2 separate regions of the Homo sapiens genome follow, and region 1 is linked to region 2. Evidence: chromatin loops called from intact Hi-C (ENCODE). Cell type or tissue: ovary. All regions are shown on one strand. Links, peaks and the distances in the headings refer to the core of each region. The heading gives the core; the rest is flanking DNA. Region 1 overlaps CAPZB (capping actin protein of muscle Z-line subunit beta). Region 2 overlaps LOC105376819 (a long non-coding RNA gene).

What was found. Hi-C counts contacts between places; a loop is a spot of excess contacts. Peaks named below come from ENCODE experiments on the same cell type or tissue, not always from the same donor. Only the 100,000 strongest peaks of a DNase experiment are listed, where the experiment ranks them.
Region 1: it touches region 2 in a loop (3-fold over the local background); 5 of 110 quality-filtered maps call a loop at or near these places.

The regions. Positions count from the first base shown.
Region 1 is chr1:19,394,073-19,410,540 of GRCh38, forward strand. All of the region lies in intron 2 of CAPZB (capping actin protein of muscle Z-line subunit beta), which reads right to left. LOC124903868 (a long non-coding RNA gene) reads left to right here and starts at 14,618. Exons shown (of 4, transcript XR_007065524.1): 1 at 14,618-14,740; 2 at 15,982-16,111. RefSeq lists enhancers at 7,109-7,788, 8,467-9,144. In ovary, for the core only: no CTCF peak of the experiment used is centred there; no DNase peak of the experiment used is centred there; H3K27ac peaks cover 4,788 bases.
Region 2 is chr1:19,502,084-19,510,083 of GRCh38, forward strand. All of the region lies in intron 1 of LOC105376819 (a long non-coding RNA gene), which reads left to right. LOC105376818 (a long non-coding RNA gene) reads right to left here. Exons shown (of 3, transcript XR_947018.1): 3 at 7,807-7,845. Among named protein-coding and RNA genes, the nearest start is that of CAPZB, 21 kb to the left of the region's middle. In ovary, for the core only: no CTCF peak of the experiment used is centred there; DNase peaks (open chromatin) are centred at 2,882, 3,058, 3,648 and 7,073; H3K27ac peaks cover 4,291 bases.

The DNA of each region.
Region 1 (16,468 bases), core at 4,630-12,629, 100 kb before region 2:
TCACTGCAACCTCTGCCTCCCAGGTTCAAGTGATTCTCCTGCCTCAGCCTCATGAGTAGCTGGGATTATAAGTGTGCACCACCATGCCCAGCTAATTTTTATATGTTTATAGAGATGGGGTTTCACCATGTTGGCCAGGTTGGTCTCAGGTGATCCGTCCTCCTTGCCCTCTCAAAGTGCTGGGATTACAGGCATGAGCCACCGCGCCTGGCCAAGGGCCATATTCTTTAAGTGCAAGCACAGCCTGCTTTCTTCCTGTGAAGGCTGTAAGTTGTAAGATGCACCAGTAATTATAACATCGCTAAGTGTACACATTAAGTGTAAGAAGCAATTTCCCAATTTTGGCAACATTAAAACGCAAGCGATGGCTGGGCACAGTGGCTCACGCCTGTAATCCCAGCACTCTGGGAGGCTGAGGTGGGCGGATCACCTGAGGTCAGGAGTTTGAGACCAACCTGGCCAACATAGTGAAACGCTGTTTCTACTAAAAATACAAAAATTAGCCGGGCGTGGTGGCGCAGGCCTGTAATCAGCTACTTGGGAGGCTGAGGCAGAATTGCTTGAATCCAGGAGGCGGAGGTTGCAGTGAGCAGAGATCGCGCCACAGCACTTCAGCCTGGGTGACAGAGCAAGACTCTGTCTCAAAATACAAAACAAAACAAAACAAACAAACAAAAAAAGTGAGCAAGCCACGCAACATAGATTTGAGATAATGGTACATACAGCACATCTGGCGGAGTAACACAGATGTTTCTGACTTAAGATTTTTTTGATTCTGCGATAGTATTCAGTAGAAGCTGTAGTTTGAATTTTGATCTTTTCCTGGGCTAGCGATGCACGGTCTGATCCTCCCTCATGACGCAGGGAGACAGCAGCTCCCACAGCTCCCCACAAGCCCTGTGATCAAAAAGGTGAGCGATGACACTCTACAGCCACCGCGCGCCAGGTGCTTTCACCAAACTGTAGGTGTGTTCTGAGCACATTTAGGGTCAGCCAGCCTAAGCCACGACGCTTGGCAGGTTAGGGGGATTAAAAGCATTTTCTACTTCCAGTGGATTTTTCGTCACGTAACCCCTTCGAGGGTGCAGCAGCATCTGTACCTGCTCATATGAGGCACATGACTCAAGGCGGGGGTTGTGGTTGGTTACCTAGGGTTTAATACAACTGAGGCTGGCCGAGAGGGCCAACATTAGGAAGCCATTTTTGACCAACAAATGATTTATTCTACTTAGAAATGAGTCTTCCACATGCCATTAACAACAAAGAGCTTTTTCAGGAAACGGTAAGTCCCCTCCATCTCTTTCTTTTCTCAGACAGGTGCCCTGACCATCCAGAGATAAATAATAAACAAAAGCAGGCCTCCTGGGCTCGCTTTCAGCCATTCATACTCCAAACCCCAAAGCTTTGCCCTCTGGAATCTCACAGCCTGGAAGGGGCCACAACGGTTTCCTAAAGAAAGGGTCAGGAAGGGGCAGAACAAAGAAGACAAATGGAAAGGAGAAATGAAAATCACTACATTTGGGTCAACCACAGGCACACACAAGGCTCCTGTTGTCCACATGTAACCTTAAGCTTCCCTGAAGGGGATGAACCAGGCCCTCGGAGCCTAATTAAATGAACCATTTCCTGGCCAGGCACACAACCCATCACCTGTGTGCAGAGAAGCCAGGGTCTCTCTAAGCTCCCGGCTGCTTTTAATTAAGGACTCGTCCCTGAGAGATGAAGCACAACATACAAAACCACCTTCGAGTCACCAGAATGGAAGTCATCTTGGACTTAGTGCTGAGAACTGCCTGCAGCCGGCCAGCCAGCCGGCAGGAGAAGCTGCCGCCTACAGCCAGGCGATGGCCTCAGGCTAAGGAGCACAGGGAGGCTCCCCTGACTCAGGCTTGCCCCACACCCAGCATCCTGCATGTCTATCCAGACCACCTTTCTTCCCCGTGTTCCACCTAAGTCATCCTTCAGGGTCTGATTCGGCCACGCCTGCCTCTTCCACTGCAACCTCCCAAAGCCGCGACGGCAGAGGCCGTTGCCCCGCCTCTACTCCTGCACCCTGTGCAGGATGCGGTCTTGAGCCTCACAGGTTTGTGACATGCATGTGTCTCCCCAGGGCAGTGATGAGCTGTCTGGACGGCCTCATGCCCGGCTTGATGCTGGCAGGACTTCTGAAGCGTTGGTGGGATGGTGTGGGATGGTGGAAAACTAGGGCCACTTGGGTCAGGTTCTGATCTTTTGAAGCCCAAGCCTGCCTTGGTGGGAAGCAAGTTCTCAGCACTCTTCAGCACCTCCCTTAAAGGAGGGACTATTCTTCGGTGAGTGGGAGACAGACCGAAACTTGACGTGGATGGCATTTCATCTTCCTGACTGCCAGCCCTGAGTTGGATGAAGGTGTGCACCCACTGGGCGTGGGCTGCCGCCTGCTGTGGAGCTGCCGCTGCCCCTCGTACCCTACACAGGCTCCTCCTAAAGCCAGACCCGCAGCCTTCCCAGCATGAAGGCAAGCACGGGGTAGCTGCTGTTCTCTTCCCGGACGGTCCTCAGTCCTCGGTCCAGCTTTCTCAGTCCACATTTTTATTAAGGATTATTGGCCAGACGCAGTGGCTCATGCCTGTAATCCCAGCACTTTGGGAGGCCGAGGCAGGAGGATCACTTGAGGCCAGGAGTTCGAGACCAGCCTGACCAACACGGTGAAACCCCACCTCTAATAAAAATACAAAAAAAAAAAAAAAAAGAAATTAGGCACTGTGGCGAGCACCTGTAATCCCAGCTACTCAGGAGACTAAGGGAGGAGAATCGCTTGAACCTGGGAGGCGGAGGGTGCAGTGAGCCGAGATGGCGCCACTACACTCCAGCCTGGGTGACAGAGAGGACTCTGTCTCAAAAAATTAAAAAAAAAAAGATTATCGTATTGGCTTGTATTCTTCTGTCACCTGAAATCTTTTTGGGAAAAGACCAGGTAAAAATACACAAACATAACTCATATATAAGTTGATTTTTCTCCAAAGACACTGTAATTTCACAGAGGATCTCTGTCCTCTCGTTTAAGTGAAAAGATACATAGTGAAACCAAATTTTTGTTCTCGTCAACATTTTAATGAAACATTATTCAAGGGCCTGCTGTAGGTCATAATTCCCAAGAACCTATGGACAACATTAAGTGAGGACTTACTGAACTATCAAAGTTATGATTGGAATAACAGCAAAGATGTTTAGGTCTTACCATTTAAAAGGCATGTAACACACATCCTCATTTTATCATCACAGCAACCCTGCAGAAGGCAGGGGTGTTATTATCCCACATTACTGTTTACAGGTGAAAAAAAGAGGCACAGGTAGGTTAAGCAACTTGGCTATGGTCACACAGCAGGTAATTCAATGAAAGCCATGCGATCCCACCCTAAGGCCGTGCGGACTCTAGAATGACACCTGGTGAGTAACCTAGCAGGCAAAATAATTCAGCTGAAAGAGTCACCAGCTGGATGGTGGCAGAGAGAAGTACTTGGCAAGATTGGTTTTTCACACAAGGTCAACGCGAACGGAACCTCTCATACCAGCCACCTACTAGGGTACAGCATCAAGACCTAATTTCAGGGAGGGAAATGGGAAATGCATCCATTTCATCATCACTGGATACTAAGGGTTAGGCCTGGCCTCAGGCTTTATAAACCACATGTGTGCCAAATGTCCACGTCTAAACCTAGAGTTTAGGGTGAAAACTATGAATGGGCTACCATGGAAGTTACAAAATAAGAATGCAGGGGGAAGCCTGAGGGCGCGCGCCACCCGAATGCGGGAGGAGCCAGATGGGGCAGCATAGGAAGGGCTGTTCTTTACCACTGATCTGGGGGGCTCATGATCGCCCAGAGGGACAGACCAACAGCATCGGGGTCTGTGGGTTGATATTCATCTGCACGTCGACACTGGTGGGGATGCCAGGGAAATCTCACATGTTCTGTTTAGCAGAAACGAGACACCTGAGGCAGAAAGTGACAATAAGGAGTCACACGGCCAGGCAACCATGGGCAATGGCAACGCAGGGGATACTTTAGAATCTGAAAGCCTGTGAAACACCCTCAAGTCCGAGAGGATCTGCTCCATGATGAGGAACTCCGTGACCTCCAGGGCCCACACACGGAGGTGAGCCACAGTCATCCTGCCACACCTGCTCAGTCTCCCGATGAGCCAGGCGAGGTGCTGAGCCCTGTACTCCTCGCCCCAGGGGTCCTGATAGCCCCTTGGGAGGCGAATGACCTTTGAAGCCACAGCAGAGGCTGACCAGCTCAGAGCACGGAGCCACTGAGTCAGAGGGCGGAGGTCTGGCTTCCTCCAACAGATTCTCCAAAAATCCTCACGATCACAAGCTTCTAAACCTCCATGACCTACCATGATTCCAGTAATACTTCTGTTTCCCTTCAAGTGGGAGTGTTTGTGCCATGTTTACGTGTCTGAGTGGGGGAGCGGGTGCTAAGGCAGACTCAACAAGTCGGGTTGCTTCGCTGTTCTCAGCACAAAAGTCACCCAGGCTGTCTGGCCACAATGTTTCACACTGGATTCCTTCCACTGGAGGGATGTCTCATCAGGTTTTGCTGTAATTTCACTGAGTCACCCATAGAAACGACCAAGCAGGGGAGACTGGAGGGGACATCTCCAGGGGGCCACATCTGAGCTGAGTTACAGAAAGTGAGGCAGGGCTGGCAGTTAGGGCAGGTCGCAAAGCAGCCCAAGGACTAAGGTGCAGACAGAGAGCATCTCTGTCTGTCAAAGGCAGACAGCGTGGGATGCCGAATGCTGATAGCTGCACAACTCTTTTTTTTTTTTTTTGTCACCCAGGCTGCAGTGCAATGGAGCGATCTCGAGTACCGCAACCTCCGCCTCCCAGGTTCAAGCAAGTCTCCTGCCTCAGCCTCCCGAGTAGCTGGGACTACAGGTGCTTGCCACCATGCTTGGCTAATTTTTTTATTTTTTAGTAGAGACAGGGTTTCACCATGTTGGTCAGGCTGGTCTTGAACTCCTGGACTCAAGTGATCCGCCTGTCTTGCCCTCCCGAAGTGCTGGGATTACAGGCATGAGCCACCATGCCCAGCTAGCTGCACAACTCTTGCGTGTGCTAAAAACCATTGGACCGTACACTTTAAAAGTGTAAATGTTATGTTATGTGAATTATATCTCCAGAAAGCTGTTGTTAAGAAGGTGAATCAAGAGAGGATATTTTAGGCAGAGAGAACCACATGGATCCAAGACATCACAGGTAGACATCCAGGAAACCAACAGTTTCAGAATACGAGTACGTCATGTGACCCAGAGTTAGGTTGGTAAAAAGTGACCCTGGGTGTCAGGAACCATGGGCAGTGTTGTCTTTCTCCTCACTCTCAGTCGTAGCTGTTTGACTCTTCACTCTTACTACCCAGAGCTTTTCCTACATCAAAATAAACCAAGGTACTGCAGGGACTTGCCACTGGCCTGGAAGTCAGAGCTGGTTCTGCCATGAAACGGTGCTACATGGGGCATGGGCCACAGCTCCCTGGTCTCTGCAATGGATGGTTCTCTGAGAGAGGAGCACTTTGAGGGCTGTGAGTACAGAGGGAGGAGCTCAGGGTGTCAAGAGTGGGAGAGGAAGTCTGGGCCTACCACCTTCTACCTGGTTTATTCAAGTTCTAAGATTTTGCTTAAAAAAAGGGCTGTACCAATTTTCCAAATGTTTGAAAACCACTAGATGAGATAATCGGTAAGGTTCATTTTAGTGTTGACATCCTACGAAGTTTCATAGTTCAAGACTTGAGAGTTACTCAAAAGTTTGTGTCATCCCTCCTAAAACAAACCTTTACTAAGCAAGGTACTCTGAGGCTCAAACCAACTGTGGACTGCCCAGCTCTTCGGTTCACAGCCTTAGGACACAGATGCAAGCAGCTGAGTGAGTTATTCACAAGAAGGGGAAGAAGGAAAAGGCTTGGAACCCATAATCTTCTCCCCTGAATGCCATGTTCAAATTTAAACTCTTAGGGAATTTCTATATTTGTATACAGAATCCAAATTCCCTTCTCTTTTCTCTTCCAGGAGAGATTCCGAGCCCACCCCTTGCCTGCCTCCGAGACCTCAACACCATCCTGCTTACTAAAGGGAGCCCAGTTTTTCCCGCTACCCATGGCACAGGTCTTCGTCAATTTCAGTGTGCCCTTCATGAATCTGGCATGTGGTCACTGGCAGTTAAAGGGGGTGATGATGGAGAGGAGAAACCCCAGGCTCCAACTACAAAACCCTGCGGGACACGCAGGCTCCTCTGGGCTTCCCGGCCCACATTCCTGGCCTATTTCAAACATCAGGGAAGCAGACTGAGCGTGCCATGCCCTCCTCAAGTATTTTTAACCTGTTTCCAAAACCAGACATGTTCTAAGGGGGGCGACCCAGGAATTCCTCATCCAGGGCCAGTGCCTGCCAACCGCGAGATGTTGGCTTTCTAACAGCTCTGAGGAGGGAGTTGTTGTCTGCCTTTTCTGGCACGTGGGGAAGTGGGATCTCTCTCCAATTCACTTTTACGTCTCACATTTCTCATCAACCAGAGGGCAGGATCTAACTTAAAGTGAGAGTCTTCAGACCATCCTCAATGGAAGCTCTCCAAACACTGTTCTCCGGCTTCCAACAACAACAGGAGTCCATAAGGTTCCCCAAATGAAGGACCTGGATAGATCTTGTAGGAAAAAAAATCCTATGAGGACAAGGCCAAGGAACGGGCCTATATGCACTTCACTTGAATTATGCCTCCTGGCTCTAGGTGACAAGAGCCATCTTTTTCACCACTGGAGAGCTCAGCCTCCTACCACCTTGCCCCGATCCTGACCTGGTTCAGATTCCTCGCTAACATACTTCTCTCACCTTGTAGCACTGTTGCACATTGAACAGGAGGGAAAAGCTCTTTTGTTCATTTTCCTTAGAATGGAACCAAAATGATACTCCAGTAGCTCCATCTAAAAGCTCAAGTGGCAGCTAACAGCACGGACACCAGGGGCATCCCTTGCCAGCTTCCAATGCCATGGTGAGAGACACTCATCATGGTTTAAAAAAAGACCAGAGAGCATTTTCACAAGCAATTCCTAAGAGACTTAAATTTCCTACACATAGGCAGAATAAAAACCAAAAAGGAAAAAAAAAAAACTTCCCCCAAACAAAAGTGAGGGCTTTCAAGGAGACTTGCTGAGTGGGCAAACATTTTGGAAAGATGGAATTTTAAACACAAACACAAAAGGGCAAAGATTTGCAGCAGAAGAGCTATGCACACAGCCGGGAGGACTTTAATTAGGGAAAGCTTTGCAAAGCCCAGGGAGCATCAGCATCGGCAAATCTCCCCTTGGTCTCCGGAATGGAAAGAATGTGGAAACCAATGGGTGATCAAGGAGTTCGAATTTTGCCTGACACTCTTGCTGGGAATGAAGCATGCAGTCCTGTCTTTTGCCACCTTTTCAGCAGCCTCAGGTGAGCCTTTTAAAAAGGTGAAAAACGAAGGACCACCTAGCCTGGGAGAAGCCAGGGTGGATCCTCTCCTTCCTAGGGTGCTTCCTGCAGATGGCACACAGCCAAAGCTCTTCTGGTGTTTTAAGGCAGAAACAGAATTCAGGGGAGGACTAAACAACCCCTTTAGAGCTACGTGCTGTGTTTTTTGTTTGCATTTTTCCAAGTCCAGGCATTTTTCCAGGTATTTCCAATGAGACTGAAATGGCCTACACATAGGCTGACGACCTATAATAACATAAGAAAGTGATGTTGGCCCCCTGCTCCACCCAGAGGGGACATCTGCTTATTTGGCTTCCAGGTGGTGGGAGCAGTGGTTTTCCCCAAACAGCTAATACCCTTCAATTCTTTGCTTTCTGTATCATGAAGTTCACTGGAGTTTGGAGCACAGACTCTTTAAACCAGTAATTTAACTCTACTTTTGAGGATACCCTATGCCCCCAGCAGTTATGAGAAGGGTTGCCAAATCTTAACTCATAAGGGTGACAGGATCAGGAACAAAGGCCTGGACTCTCCACCCTTCTCCTCTGCCAAAATCTACGAGTTCAGGAAAATGGCAAGCCAGGAGTTTACTTTAGGTTCCCTCAAGAGCAGCAGCTGTTCCCACCAGGGCTGCGAAGGAATCAACAGGAACTGAGAGAACACCTGAATGGTCTGATTCAGAAAGTCCCAGCTCCCTGTGAGGTCAATAAAGAACTTTGTCTCAACAGAGGCAACAAGGCCACTGCCTCCTAGGAAAGGACTGATGTGGGCTTTTCTAGAGGCAGGCAGGCTCTTGGATCAACAGGCTTACAAGGGCACATTTCTCAGTTACGATCTTAAAATTGCAGGGAACCTGCTGATCTCTGTCCCTTACCCATCTAGAAAGTCTGAGTGGGAGCTAACAGCTGATCCTCAGCAAAACCAGAGTGTGCGCCCATCACCTGCTTTCTGGTAAGGGACCCATGTGGCCTGAATCAAAACTCAAAGCTCACTAGACACCAATTCACACGCTCTATCTAATCAGGCAGAAACCCAGCTGCTCCTGCTCAGTCCCTGCCCAGCTAGTACCTTCCCACCACCCACCAGCTGTATCTCAGGCTCTGCCCACTCTAAGCTTTCCCTGGGATTTGCCTGCCAAGGGTGGGCCACGGTGTCCTCTGTGGTGCTCTGCAGTGCCCATGTTCCTCACATCAGAAGCCTTGCATTCTGGCTGGGAGCGGTGGCTCACCTCTGTAATCCCAGCACTTTGGAAGGCCGAGGCGGGTAGATCACCTGAGGTCAGGAGTTCGAGACCAGCATGGCCAACATGGTGAAACTCCATCTCTACTAAAAATACAAAAAATTAGCTGGGGGTGGTGGCAGGCACCTGTAATCCCAGCTACTTGGGAGGCTGAGGCAGGAGAATTGCTTGAACCAGGGAGGCAGAGGTTGCAGTGAGCCAAGATTGTGCCATCACACTCCAGCCTGGGCAACAAGAACAAAACTCCATCTCTAAAACAAAACAAAAAAAAAGAAGCCTTGCATTCTATCCATCCTGGGTTATCTGGCTCCCACCGTGGCTATGAGCTCTTTAAAGACACAACTATTCTGTTGTCACTCTGACCCTGGTGCTTCAGCTTAGGCAGGGCCTTGCATTCATGGGGGCTCAAGTAGGCATGCACTCACTGAATGTCCGCTTCAGGCTTGACAGTGGGGATACAAAGGTGAACAAAAGAAAAGATCCCTGCCCTCCAAGAGCCAAAGCTCCTAGGATGGAGCAAGTCCAAGAGACAGGAGAAGCAAGGGGCATGCTGGGGGGCAGGGTGAGGGAAGTGAGGCTCCAGCGGAGATGGGAAGATGAGCAGTTAGAGGGAGCAGAGTTGGTGTGGACATGTGTCCCAGTCAAGGAAACGGCATGTACAAAGATGCAACAAGACAGGGCACAGGCCTGGGAGTGTGCAAGACAAGGAGACAGGAGGAAGGGGCAGGGCCAGATCAAGAGCTCTTCCACCTAGATGTGTTCTCCGGGCTTGATCCCGACAATGTGGAGTCATTAAGGGACATTATCCGAAGTGCATTTTGGCAAGACTACTCTGTATGCAGAGCAGGCAGGGGATGACAGGCAGGAAGGCCTGTCTACAGGCTATTATAACACTCCAGTAATGCAGGGAGGAGCAGTAGCAATAAACATTCATTGAACTGCTCTAAAATGAGGATTGGGACATACCTTCACCCAACAGGCTGGATAAGGTGGATGGCACTCTGTAAAAAAGTGACCCCGCTTTGGGCAGGTGGAACTACATCTCCACTGGCCTTCAGCAGCCTGAGCTGCACCCAGTGCCCCTTCTGCCTGCCTCCCTCCTGGACTCCAGCCGCAGTTCCTCCCTGTCACATGCCCTACTTAACGCCTGCAGCATCAAGACTCAAGAGGTTGAAGTACAAGAGGTAACAGTAGTAGGCCGGGCACGGTGGCATCACTTGAGGTCGGGAGTTTGAGACTAGCCTGGCCAACATGGTGAAATCTCGTCTCTACTAAATATACAAAAATTAGCTGGCTATAGTGGTACACACCTGTAGTCCCAGCTACTCGGGAGGCTGAAGCAGGAGAATCGCTTGAATTGGGCAGGCAGAAGTTGCAGTGAGCCAAGATCGTACAACTGCACTCCAGCCTGGGAGACAGACTGAGACTCCATCTCAAAAAAAAAAAAAAAAAAAAAAAAAATATGGCTGGGCGCAGTGGCTCATGCCTGTAATCTCAGCACTTTGGGAGGCCGAGGCAGGCAGATCACTTGAGGTCAGGAGTTTGAAACCAGCCTGGCCAAATTGGTAAAACCGCATCTCTACTAAAAATACAAAACTTAGCCAGGCACGGTGGTACAGGCCAGTAGTTCCAGCTATTCCAGACGCTGAGGCTGGAGAATCACTTGAACTCGGGAGGTGGAGGCTGCAGTGAGACGAGATCACGCCACTGTACTCCAGCCTGGGTGACAGAGCAAAACTCCATGTTAAAAAAAAAAAAAAAAAAAAAGAGGTAATGGGAAAAATGCTCGCTTGTCATTGCAAGATCTGAGCTCACCTCACAGTCCCTCTCCCACCTGGAAGAAGGCAGGACATTTCAGAGCCCGATCAAGCAGCATTCACCCACCTATCTGGCCAAACAGGGAAACGCAGGCTGCTTTTGACAAGGGGCACGCACCCTCCTCCTTAAAAGGACAGCTCAGCAATCATGGGAAAGCAGTGGATTCCAGCCGCTCCTGTCAGGGATTCCACCACCTTCTTTGGATGATTTGCACCAAGTATTTTCCCTACATGACTTCCTTTAATATTCACAATTGTCCTCTTTTAGAGTGAGGCAAATCCAGAATTCTCTCCATTACACAGATGAGGAAACTGAGGCCTGGAGTCTGGTAGCTTACCGAGGGTCACCTAGATATTCAGGATGCATGCTCCCAGCCCCAGCTAACTCATGACTCCGTGACCTTAAAGACTCTGTCCATATACTGCCACCTGCCGGGACCACCAGCCCTTGAGTCCCAGGGGCTGAGGTCTCCTGAGTCATAGCTCAGCTCCAAGAGGCATCCGTCCCTTCTCATCTCTGGGTCTCAGATCACACAGCCTAGAATGTCTAATGTGGACTCCCCTCAGAATTTGGGGATAGCAGGGTTTTTGGTTCATTATCTCATATTTATTTGTGGCCATATCGACATGTGGCCAGGCACTGTGTTAGGGTCTGGGGATAGAGGTGAGCATCATGGCATCCCGCAGGTGCTCGGAAGCCAGAGGGCCCTCCAGTGCTAAGAGTACAGTTACAGCACACAGCAGTGCTTTCAGTGCGTTAGATAAAACGTGGAGATTTGGCTGCCCCTACAGGCAGCGTTTGGGACTAGGAAGGTCAATGAGACAGGAAAACAATGCGGGCGAAGAAGTATTAAGCCTCTTTAAAACACCTGATGTACATATCTCCTCTACTCCCAACTGATGTTCAACACATAGCTAGAAAGAGGCAAAAAAAAAAAAAAAAAAAAAAAATCCCCTTGTATGAAGGATAATCCTTTCAGCCTGGGGCAAATCTCCTGAAGAGTTTTGTTCTGAACTAGGAGTGTTGTTTTAGCTTCCAGTCAATAGTAATTAAGAGTCCCAATATATTCCAGAAAGAGGGAGAGGGAGATTAACGATCATTAAATCTCTTCTGCATTTGGCTCCAAATCTCTTTTCGGAGGGGCCGGCTGTCAGATGATCCCTCCAAAGCGTCCATCTGACAGCACTCCCGCCGCCACCATCTGGAACATCAATTCGAGAGCTCGCCTGAAGGTTTCAATTACATAAAAGGCAATGGGCCCATTAGGACCCGAGAGTCTGGAGCTTCACAAGCGCTGCTCACACCCCCTCTCCTGTACACAAAGCCTCTAGAATTTGGTTGGCAGTCATTTGCAAAGGGACTCATTTTGGTGGGGGCATGGGGCTGGCCAGCCCCTTGGCAAGGCCTCTCTCAGGCAGGCTCTGTGCGTGCTATGACTGACAGGGTCTCTAATGAACCTTAATTGTGAGCTCGACAGGCCCAGGAAGGCAGCCACAGATGTGGCAAAGGGCAACCGCAAACCGTCTGATTAGTGAATAAGAAGTGTCCGGCCCAGTGAGGGCCAATGACCCAAAAAAGGAGGAGGGCGGGACTATTCCTCCCCCACGCATCCCTTCTAAAGCTCTGAAGCTTCTTTATGTAAGCAATGCAAAGCCTCTGGGTGCACTGGAACCCAACGCACCCCTCCCCCCGGCACTACTGCTTGGCAGCTGGCAGCTGGGATGTTGGGGTCTTGTGCTTGTTACCACGGATGCTTCCGTCTCCATCAGCAGTGCACCTTTAACCACAGGAGGCCAGAACAGAACGCCCTTTCAACGTGGGAAGGGGGAAGCTACCCACTACGGAGACTGAGTAACTTCTTGCCGGTGCTAAGAATTGTGAAGACAGCTGCATTCAGAGTCAGCCATCCTCTGGTGACCTGCAGTGACAAGGAGAAAGCTACTCCTGGGGCAGCTTTGGGCACAAACAGCGTGACGGAGAAGACAGGCTTTGCAGACGGGTAGATCCCAACTCTGCTCCTTACTAATTAGCTGTGAGGCTTGGACCAACTCATGAAACCTCACTTGGTTTCCTCATCTGTAAAATGGGCATAAAAGATCAACCTTGTGGTGTGCAGTTTAAATAAGCAAAGGGTCTGGAACAGTACCTGGCACACGATAGTCATCTCTTAAAACCCGGGAGAACAGCAGAGTATTTTGCGCAAGTTTGACATGACCTCAGAACTCCATGCAGACAGCTACTACAAGCCAGGTACTATGCTAGAAGCTTTACACCCCCCATCTCTCATTCTTGAAGTTAGTGTCATGCCCATCTCACAGATGAGGAAACTGAGGCTCAGTGGTCACACAGCTAAGACGTGGTAAAGACAAGAGCTGAACAGGATTGTGCCTTTCGATTTCAAGGCACTCCACTATCAACTTCAATGCTCCTAACCAAGCATTTCAGGCATCCTCAGACTAACAGCCTAGAAACACCTAACCAAGAATTTTGTAGAATTTGAATTCCCAAATACACCAAAACAGGCTTCTCTGGCCTGGCATATAAAGGTGTGGTAGGGGGCACTAAATGGCCAATCTGTTTCCAAGGAAGTCTGCAAAACAAATGAGGACTCCACTTCCAGCCTTGGTCTGCTTCTTGGCTAGTGGCACCTCACAAGCATTTTCTGCATCAGGGTCATGAATAGGTAGCAGCAGGTGAGCTGCTAAAATAGCCTCCCCACCAGAAAGCAGTCCCAGGAGAGGCCCAGAGATACAGAACAGAGGCCCATCACTGGGAGGTTGTGTAGGACCCTCACACATAGACTGGGGGGCTCTCAAGCTGGGGAAAAGGGTACCTGGGGGGAGACTAGAGATGTAGGTTCAAGAAGGGGACAAGAGATTCAGAGGAAAGAGGAGCAAGAGGTGAGCAGTGCTGATAAGGAAGAGGGTAAATGGCAAGGAAGCTGGGAAACCGACAGAAAGGATCCTGAGGACCCAGGTTTCACAGGTGACCTGGCACCTCTGGAAGGCTGAGGATTGAGGGGTCTGATGACCTGGGAGGCTGCAAGGCTGGCTTGTCCTTGGACACTGAGATCAACCTAAGACTCCTTCCTGCCGCCTTAGACCATCCAGCCACGCTCTTGTCTAGCTTTCTCTCCCAGGGCTTCCGAAGACTTTCCCAATGATAACCGGGGTCAGCTCCTCATTCAGGGAGCAGAAGCAGGAAGAAAAGTGCCTAGCAAGCAATCAGGAAGAGGAGGGGGAGAGACCCTCACCAGGGCGGACTGTGCAGCTGGTGTCAGATGACCCTTATCTCTGCAGAATGGAAACCAGCCAGCCAAAGTCTGGAGGCTCACCTTCTGACCTCCATGACTCGCCTTTGGGTGGGGGGCCGTGGCATTTTCAGCTTCCCATTCAGGGATCCTTACCTTGACAAGTTCTCATGACTATCTACAAGGCCTCAATGGAGGGCCTCTTAATCTCCTTCCTCAGTTAAATAAGCCAAGTCCTTGCAAACGTGCACTGGGTTATAAAATGCCCCACTGTGGGAGCCAAGGCTGGGACTTGGTTCACCTGTGAAAACTCAGCCCAAAAGGCTGCCCAGGGCATCAGGGCACAGCCTCTAGGCTGGTGGAACCCAGGAGTGAGCCAATCGGCCCTAGGAAGCCAACAAAGGCAGTAAAGGCAACAGCCAGCATCAATTAAGTGCCTGTCTTCCACTCACATCTGCAGTTTACACGCACCCCAAATCCTCACAACCGTCTCATGAATTCGGCTTTCGGAAACTGTGGGAGATGAAGTGCCTTGTCCAAGGTCTCAAAGCTGGAAGGTGACCAGGCCAGGATTCAAGTCCTAGTGAGCCTTCTCTTCTGGCTCTAGTGAGCCACCCAGGGACAAAGACTGTGGGCTGGAGTATCTGCTGGAGGCCCCTGCCGGCTCTGTTCTCTCCACCTATTTACCAGATGGGGCAGCTCATAGGCCTGAGAGAAACTGAGGTCTCTTCTGCCAGCAAAAGGGGAGCCTGAAAGTGGTGACATCAACAGAAGGGTATCCATGGTGATGTTCTTTTAGTTCTAGGCAACAGACCTCCAGTTCTGAGAGACTGAGAGACCATCAGGCCTGCACTTCGCAGAGTGGGGGCCCGAGACCCAAAGACCTGCAATTCCCAAAGCAAATTAGTGGCAGACTCAAAGCCACAGCCCAGGTCTCCTGACTTCCAGTAAGATTTGCCAAGGCACCTTCTTAATGGACATAGTGCTTCCTTTTCATCTACCTTTGTCCCTCCTATTGAAGCAGCAGGAAGTTTCCTGAAGCAGTTCTCTATTTGCACAAATAGATAAATAATTCCAAAAAAGCTATGTTTCCTTCTACCCCATTTTACCAAACACTTATGAAAATAAAAGGTTTGGCTAATATCACACTTAGGGCCATTGTCAAAAAAGGGTGTAGAATCCAGGCCACTTAGTGTGTAGGTTATGATCCTTCCCAGGAAAACAATGTTTCCCAAAGCACATTCCTTGAACGTGAGTTGGGATAACAGGTTCAGTTCTTTTTTTATTAACTGTGGGACTTCTCAGAGCCTTTAATATGCCAACATGGGTGATGATGCTCTTAATGGATAATGGAGTCTGATTATCCAGACTCTGGATTTCTCCCAGTCAATCGCTGCCCTTTATCCCTCAAGAGACTCAATGCCAAGGTGAGGGGATCCACTTCATTAGAAAGTCACGAAATGTGCAGGTCACAGTCCAACAAGAAACGAATCCACCCACCAAGCAGAAGGAACAGTCATCCATGAAGGAGGCTTTTCCAGCCATCCCATCTCGGTTTATTTTGCACTTCTAACTACTAGTGAGGACCAAAGTTTCACATATTAGGCGTTTGTGTTTCTTCCTCTGTGAATTGCCTATGTAGCCAGCTCTTTCTTCTAACAAAGTATTCCTACTTCTCCTATTGATGGAGGCAATGCCATGTGGTAGTTAAGAGCCCCGGAGTCAGGTTGTCTGGGTTCAAAGCTTAGCTCCACCATCATACTTGGTGACCCTGGATAAACTGCTGGAGGCCCTGCTTCTTCATCTGTCCAATGGGGACAACTCTAATAGCCTCAGCAGGTGTTCTCAGATTTAAAGAGAGAAGCGTTTTGCCAAAAGGTACAAATGCTTTTCAGAGTGTGTTCCTTGCTTTTTAATTTTGTGTAAACTTCTAAGTTAAATTTGCATGCAGTCAAAGCTATCATTTCGGCACTGGCTTATGCACCTTCTAAAGGCCTCTTCCATCTCAAGATCAAATACTGATGTTTGCTCTCTGGGTCTTTCATGTTCGTTTAATAGTTAATTCTTCAGTCCATGAGAAATACGCAATATGACTACATGCTGTTGCAATAGAGTTTTAGTGTGTTTTCCTTCAAAAGTATTAGCTGTTTCAACACATTTATTGAACAATTATTTTTCTCCCAAATAGGAATACCACTTGTGATTGTTCTAAGTTCTTCCATTACTGAGTCTGTTTCTGAGAATTCTGACTGATTTGCTTCCGCCACTCAGCCTGGAGCTCTGCAGCTGTCTTCACGCACTGCCTGCTTGCCTCTTAGGTGACTGCCTTTAAATTAAATGTACCAAAATCAGCCTGTGCTCCAGCATAAATCAGTTAGAACAGATAGGATGCCAGGGGAGATGGAGGGACAAGAGCCCATTTGTAACAGCAAAAGGAGATGCCACCTAGAAATAAGCTCCCTTACTGAACCATCCCGTTGGTTCTTGCAGTGCACTGCTTTTTCCAAAATTTTTACATTTGTTTTAACTGAAAGTATAGTGATATACTACTTGTGTCTGGGCAGGATGCTTTCAAAATAGCACTTTCCCCCCAAACACACACAATGCAAAGTGTGTATGGGTGGGGGGTGGTGGGGGGCTGCAATAGGAAGCTTTGCCTCTGCCCCACTGTTCCA
Region 2 (8,000 bases), core at 1-8,000:
GCTGGGCCTTTTTTTTTTTTTTTTTTGAGACAGAGTCTCACTGTTGTTGGCCTGGGCTGGAATGCAAAGGTGCGATCTCAGCTCCCTGCAACCTCTACCTCCCGGGTTCAAGTGATTCTCATGCCTCAGCCTCCTGAGTACCTAGGACTACAGGCTTGTGCCACCATGCCTGGCTGATTTTTGTATTTTTAGTACAGACAAGGTTTCGCCATGTTGGCCAGGTTGGTCTCAAACTCCTGACCTCAAATGATCCGCCCATCTTGGCCTCCCAAAGTGCTGGGATTACTGGTATGAGCCACTGCTCCCGGCCAAGATTATTTTAAAAGGCATGACACACTGTCTCTCGTGCTCCACCATGGTAAGACGTGCTTGCTTCCCCTTCACCTTCCGCTATGATTGTAAGTTTCCTGAGGCCTCCTAGTCATGCTTCCTGTTAAGCCTGTGGAACTGATGCAATTGAAGACACTGGTTATTTTATCAAGGTTTTGACTAGAATGGCATGCTTTCAGATACAAACAGACTGTTCTAAGAAACCAAAGTTGACTTATAGGGCCAATAAAACTCCTCAGGAAAGCTGGCCTTATACCTTGTCTACCCAGTCCCTGTATAGGGTTCCTGATCTGTGGGGTTTTGCATGTCTGACCCCCATGGCTCCACCTGGACCTCCCAACCCCACTCCTGTGGCCCCACCCAGAAGGAATTCAGCTCACAGGAGGGCAGTTTAGACTCCCTATGATTTCATCCGCCCCAATCAATCAGCAGCAAGCCCCAGTTACCTGACCTCCCCCCTCTTTCCCCAAACTGCCTTTGAAAAACTCCTAACCTAGGAACTTTGGAGGAGATGATTTGAGTGCTAACTCCATCTCCCACATGGCGTGGTCAGCCTTGTGTCTGTTAAGCTCTTTCTTTATGGGGGAAAAAAAAAAGCTTGGCAGCTTATTATTTTTCTGAAAAAATAGCGTTTTAAACATCTGACTACAGAAATACATGCTCATTGTAGTGGCCAGGTGTGGTGGCTTATGCCTGTAATCCCAGCACTTTGGGAGGCCAAAGTAGTGGATTACTTGAGGCCAGGAGTTCGAGACCAGCCTTGTCAACATGGTGAAACTCCATCTCTACTAAAAATACAAAAATTAGCCAGGCATGGTGGCACATGCCTGTAGTCCCAACTACTCAGGAGGCAGAGGCAGAGAATTGCTTGAAGCCAGGAGGCAGAGGTTGTAGTGAGCTGAGATCATGCCCTGTGCTCCAGCCTGGGCAACAGAGGGAAACTCGTTCTCAAAAAAAAAAAAAAAAAAAAAAAAAAAAAAAAAACAATGCCGGGCACGGTGGCTCATGCCTGTAATCTCAGTACTTTGGGAGGCTGGGGCAGGCAGGTGATCACCTGAGGTCAGGAGATCAAGACCAGCTTGGCCAACATGGGGAAACCCTATCTCTACTAAAAATACAAAAATTAGCCAGGTGTGGTGGCGTGCACCTGTAATCCCAGCTACTCAGGAGGCTGAGATGGGAAAATCGCTTGAACCCAGGAGGCAGAGGTTGCAGTGAGCCAAGATCTCACCACTGCACTCCAGCCTAGGTGATAGAGCAAGATTCCGTTTCAAAAAAAAAAAAGAAAAGAAATGCATGCCCATTGTAGAAAAATTATAAACAAAAGCACCAGAAAAGAAAATTCCCAAGAAATACTTTCATCTTTTTGAATTTATCCTTCTAATCTTTTTTATTGTCACCAGGTTGGAGTGCAGTGGTGCCATCTCGGCTCACTGCAACCTCCACCTCCCAGGTCCAAGCAATTATCCTGCCTCAGCCTCCCAAGTAGCTAGGACTACAGGCGCCCATCACCATGCCGGGCTAATTTTTGTATTTTTAGTAGAGACGGGGTTTCACCATATTGGCCAGGCTGGTCTCGAACTCCTGACCTTGCGATCTGCCCACCTCGGCCTCCCAAAGTGCTGGGATTGCAGGCATGAGCCACCGCGCCTGGTCTTTTTTTTTCTTGAGATGGAGTCTCGCTTTATCACCCAGGCTGGAGTGCAGTGGTGTGATTTCGGCTCATTGCAACCTCTACCTCCTGGGTTCAAGCGATTCCCCTGCCGCAGCCCCCCAAGTAGCTGGGATTACAGATGCCCACCCCTGTACCTGGCTAATTTTTGTATTTTTAGTAGAGACAGAGTTTCACCATGTTGGCCAGGCTAGTCTCGAACTCCTGATCTCAAGTGATCTGCCAGCCTTGGCCTCCAAAAGTGCTGGGATTACAGGCATGAGCCACCGCGCCCAACCGGCATAATTTTTAATAGTGGCTCAGTATCCATTGCATGGAGTGGGGGTCATGATTTTTTTTGTTGTTTTACTTTTTAAAAATTGTTTGTAGAGACAGCGTCCCACTGTGTTGCCTAAGCTGGTCTCAAACTGCTAGGTTCAAGTGCTCCTCCCACCTCAGCCTCCCAAAGTGCTGGGATTATAGGCATGAGCCACTGCGCCAGTCCTGTATTTTGATTTTTTTTAAGTAACCCCCTAATGTTGTACAGTTTGGTTGTTTCCAGTTTTTCACCATCAATAGCAATAAACATCTTTGTATGTATCCTTCTGCTCATATCCCTAATTATTTTTTTAGCACTCACAAGTAGAATTTTGCATCTAAGGAAGAGCTACATTGTCAAGACTTTTGCTATTCATTGCCAAATTTCATTAAAAAGTTGTACAAATACACACCACTGGCAGCAGTGTATGAGAATGCTATAATAAAGGCTTTGGGCCAAGTTGACAATTATGAGCAAAAAAAAAAAAAAAAAAAAACAAAATCAAGAAGATAAGTGTTTGCTAAAGGCTCACCCTACGCCAGCTGTGTTTATTTGTTGAACTCTATCACCATGTTCCTTGGCCCAAACACTGAAGGTCCTTTAGATTCTTAGTTTATTTAGTGCCTCTTTCAACACTCTAGTACTTTGACCCCAGTCTTATCTGAAGGAAAGAGGATTTCTGGTAAATAGTTTCCAATTTGGAAACTCAACCCAAGCACTTCCATCCCTCATCCCAGTGTGGACCACCTCTGTGGTTTTAACTGCTGGGGATGAGTCAGAAAGTGATGCTGGCTGAGTTGGAACTGAGAACTGTAATGCTTATAAGAAATAATAGAGAAGGTTTGAGGTGAAAAAGTCATGTTCCGAGGTACAAAGGAAAAACCAATAACAACCCAGAGTTTGGAGTTTCATTCTGCCCTGCTCTGATAATATCACTATGGTGATGTTCTCCATAAACAATTGCAAAATAGCAAGATGAAAAGGAACAAGCAAGTTCCACCCAGGCGATCTGGAGTTATTTTAGGGATCAAGGCAGTGTCATCTGGGGTAAATATGGAATGCAAAATCTGTTCTTGTAATAATCATCCCCTTCTTTTGTGAGGCTGAACAAAGACCTGGCAAATCAGTCGTTTTGTGCTCAAAGAAGCACTGACCCAGTGTTCTCAGGGCCAAAGAGAAAGTGAAGCCAAAACAATGGAAATGATGGTTAATAACAGATGCTGGAATTATTCTTCTCACACCCATGGACTCTGAGACTCCACTGAGCCTGGTGTGGAGTCCAAGCGGGTGGAACAACGGTGATGTTCTTGGGTAGGGTTGGCCCAGTTGAGAGGCTGGGATCGGGACCCCAGGTTGCTGAGCTCGGTTGCCTGCCCTTGACCTTGATTCTTGGGCCAGAGTCGGTGGAGGGAAGCATCTTCAAGGCCACGGTCTGTCTCTGGGGCATCACCATCTGCTGCAGATGACATTTACTGCTCCTATCCTCATGCTATTCTCTTTGAACCCCTGACTCAGCGAGCCCCAGTCCAAAAAGCAGAACTAGCTATTTTTTGCATCAAGAAAAAGATGTCAGGCAATACACTTGCCGAATTCTTTGCTGACCCTGAAACGCTTCCTCTTTGCACTTAACTCCTGTTCTTCCTTTATTCTCTTTGCTGCCTTCTCTTCTAGACCACTAAATTGCAAGCGCCGCTATCTTCTCCAATGAAGATGCTCAAGGGAAGGGCTGTACTCAGCCATGGAGGCTGGCACAGTGCCTGGGGCACGCAAGTTTCTCCATAAATGTCAGCTCATAGGAGGTGAATTCAAAATCCCATGCCTACCCTAAAATGGACATTTCTCCGGCAGATCTGAGACTGAGGCTATTTGTTCATTCATTCAACAAATATTTATTGAGCACCTACTAGAAACCAGAATTTGTGCTAGGGACTGGAGCTGTAAGGGAAACAAGATTCCAGGGCCCTGTCCTTATGGAGATTACATTCTTGTACACTGTAATGCAAGTGGTGAGCACAGCTTCCATCTTGTCACAGTGGTGAGCACAACCTACTTCTCTGACCATTGGACAAAAAATTGCACTCCCCACTTACCTTGTCTTATTTTATATTTCTTTGTTGCTGATCTTTCAGTCTTTGCATGCAAAAATGTATCCTCTTTGAGGGTGCTTTATGATGTTCATTGCTGAATCCCAAGCACCTAGAACCACTTCTAGCATCCAGCAGGTGTGTTGGTCTATTTGGGCTGTTATAACAAACTACCATGGACTGAGCATTTTATAAACAGCAGAAATTTACTTCTCACCGTTCTGGAGGCTGGCAAGTCCAAGATCATGGCGCCAGCAGATTTGGTGTCTGGTGAACGCCCTATTCCTGGTTCACAGGTGGTGCCTTCTCACTGTGTCCCCACATGGTGGAAGGGGCTGGCTAGTGCCCTATGGTCTCTTTCATAAGCACACTGATCCCAATCCTGAGGTCACCACTCTCATGCCCTGATCACTTCCCCAAATGCCCACCTCCTAATACCTTGGAAGTGAAGATTTTACATATGAATATTAGGGACACAAAAACATTCAGACCATAGCAAAGTGTTCAACAAATACCTGTCAAATCAATTTATTTAATAAACTCTGCAATCTTCTAGAACTTTCTAGCACAAATCTCCAGGGAATGAGCTGAGAACTCCAGAAATTCATAACTACAAATTACAACTACCCAGGACTTTCCAGATTACAAAGGAGGGAGGTGCATGGGAAGGAGCCTTCGCCTCTCTTGAGTCCTGGGTTCCTTCTTGTAAAATAGAAACAATAACACCTACCTTTGGGGCCTGTTGTGAGGATCGGATGAAGTAATGGGTGGGAATTACTCAGCCCAGAACCTGGCAAGCAGTATTTGCTCCATGCCTGGGGACAGTGCTATTGTTTATTATTTGAGCGTCCCAATTCTGTGTGGACTTTATTATTAGCTTGGCCATTTAACTGACACAGAAAACAGGACTAACGGGGGTATACTAATTTGCCGAGGGTAGCTCAGGAGGGACTAGAACCCCAGCTACATACACCCATGGGGCTGAATTCCAAACACAATGCCTTATCTACCACCCCAGGGGTGCCACCTCTGGAGGGAAAACACAAGGGTGCCTCCTGATTCTTCCAACCCCCGACTCCACCACCCCATCCTCTCCCACCATTGTGTTGTTCTCCATTCTCAGTCTACCCCACCCATCACCAAGGGCACAAAAGAGCTCAGAGGAGAAGCAAGCTTGAGGGGAAGACTGTGCATTTGGTTAGTAGGAGCAGGACGAATCCCCCTCCCGCCCACCTGCAGCTTCCTGTGATGCTTCCTCCAAGTTCCCCACAGCCCCCTCTTCTCTCATGCCTTGGGGACCCTCAGCCTGCCAGCCTCTAAGCTGTCGGGGATTCTGATCCAATCAGAAGAGATGGGCTATGAGACCTGTTAGCATAAACAGATCGGGAAATCTTCTTGAAACAGAGAGGTCCTTGAAATTGAACTTCCTAAAAATGATTATGGTTTTTTTTTTTTTTTTTTTTTTTTTTTGGAGACAGAGTCTCGCTCTGTCACCCAGGCTGGAGTGCAGTGGCCAATCTCGGCTCACTGCAAGCTCCGCCTCCCGGGTTCACGCCATTCTCCTGCCTCAGCCTCCCGAGTAGCTGGGACTACCGGTGCCCGCCACCATGCCCGGCTAATTTTTTTGTATTTTTTTTAGTAGAGATGGGTTTCACCGTGTTACCCAGGATGATCTTGATCTCCTGACCTCATGATCTGCCCGCCTCAGCCTCCCAAAGTGCTAGGATTACAGGCATGAGCCACTGCGCCTGGCCAAAAATGATTATGATTTTTTTAAAAAGTAGGCCAGGTGCGGTGGCTCACACGTATAATCCCAACACTTTGGGAGGCTGAGGCAGGAGGATCACTTGAGGCCAGTGTTACTGGAAAGGGGTCCCAATCCAGACCCCAAGAGAGGGTTCTTGGATCTTGTGCAATAAAGAATTCAGGGCAAGTCCATAGAGTGAAGTGAAAGCAACTTTATTAAGAAAGTAAAAGAATAAAAGAATGGTTGGCCGGGCGCGGTGGCTCACGCCTGTAATCCCAGCACTTTGGGAGGCCGAGGCGGGTGGATCATGAGGTCAGGAGATCGAGACCATCCTGGCTAACAAGGTGAAACCCCGTCTCTACTAAAAATACAAAAAATTAGCCGGGCGCGGTGGCGGGCGCCTGTAGTCCCAGCTACTCGGGAGGCTGAGGCAGGAGAATGGCGTGAACCCGGGAAGCGGAGCTTGCAGTGAGCCGAGATTGCGCCACTGCAGTCCGCAGTCCGGCCTGGGCGACAGAGCGAGACTCTGTCTCAAAAAAAAAAAAAAAAAAAAAAAAAAAAAAAGAATGGCTACTCCATAGGCAGAGCAATGGTATGTGCTGCCCACCTGAATGTACTTATAGTTATTTCTTGACTATACGCTAAACAAGGGGTGGATTATTCATGAGTTTTCTGGGAAAGGGATGGGGATTTCCAGGAATTGAGCGTTCCTTCCCGTTTTAGACCATAAAGGATAACTTCAGAACATTGCCACGGCATTTGTAAACTGTCATGGAGCTGGTGGGAGTGTCTTTTAGCATGCTAATGCATTCTAATTAGCATATCATGAGCAGTGAGGTCAACAAGAGGTCACTTTCATCATCATTTTGGTTTTGGTGGGTTTTGGCCGGCTTCTTTACCACATCCTGTTTTATCAGCAAGGTCTTTGTGACCTGTATCTTGTGCCGGCCTCCTATCTCATCCTGTGACTAAGAATGCCTAACCTGGGAACGCAGCCCAGGAGGTCTCAGTTATTTTACCCAGCCCCTATTCAAGATTGAGTTGCTCTGGTTCAAATGCCTCTGACACTAGGAGTTCAAGACCAACCTGGGCAACATAGTGAGACACCATCCATACAAAATAAAAATTTTAAAATTAGCTGGGCATGGTGGCATGCCTACAGTCCCAGCCATTGGGGAGGTTGAGGCAGGAGGATTGCTTGAGTCCAGGAGTTTGAGGCTGCACTTAGCAGTGATGGCACTACTGCACTCCAGCCTGGGTGACAGCATGTCTAAAGAAAACAAACAAAACGAAAACTATAATAGCGTTAGCTGTAATTCATTAAATATTTCCATGGTGCTGGGTAGTGTGAGAGGCAATTTATAAATGTCCAGCTCTGATAACAACCAGGAAAGGCAGGTAGTATTATTCCTATTTTATAGATGAAAAAGTTGAGGCTCTGGAAAATGAATGATCTTGTGGGCCGGGCATGGTGGCTTATGCCTGTAATCCCAGCACTTTGGGAGGCTGAAGCGGGTGGATCACTTGAGGTCAGGAGTTCCACACAAGCCTGCCAACATAGTGAAACCCCATCTCTACTAAAAATACAAAAATCAGTTGGGCATGGTGGCACGTGCCTGTAGTCCCAATTACTCAGGAGGCTGAGGCAGGAGAATCGCTTGAACCTGGGAAGTGAAGATTGCAGTGAGCCGAGATCGTATCACTGGACTCCAGCCTGGGCGACAGTACGAGAGAAAAAAGAAAGAAAGAAAGAGAGAAAGAGAGGGAGGGAGGGAGGGAAAGAAAATGAATGATCTTGTCAGAGGTCATGTGGCTACTAAGTAATGAATGCTGAGATTTAAACCCGGTCTATCTGCCCTCAAAACTCAT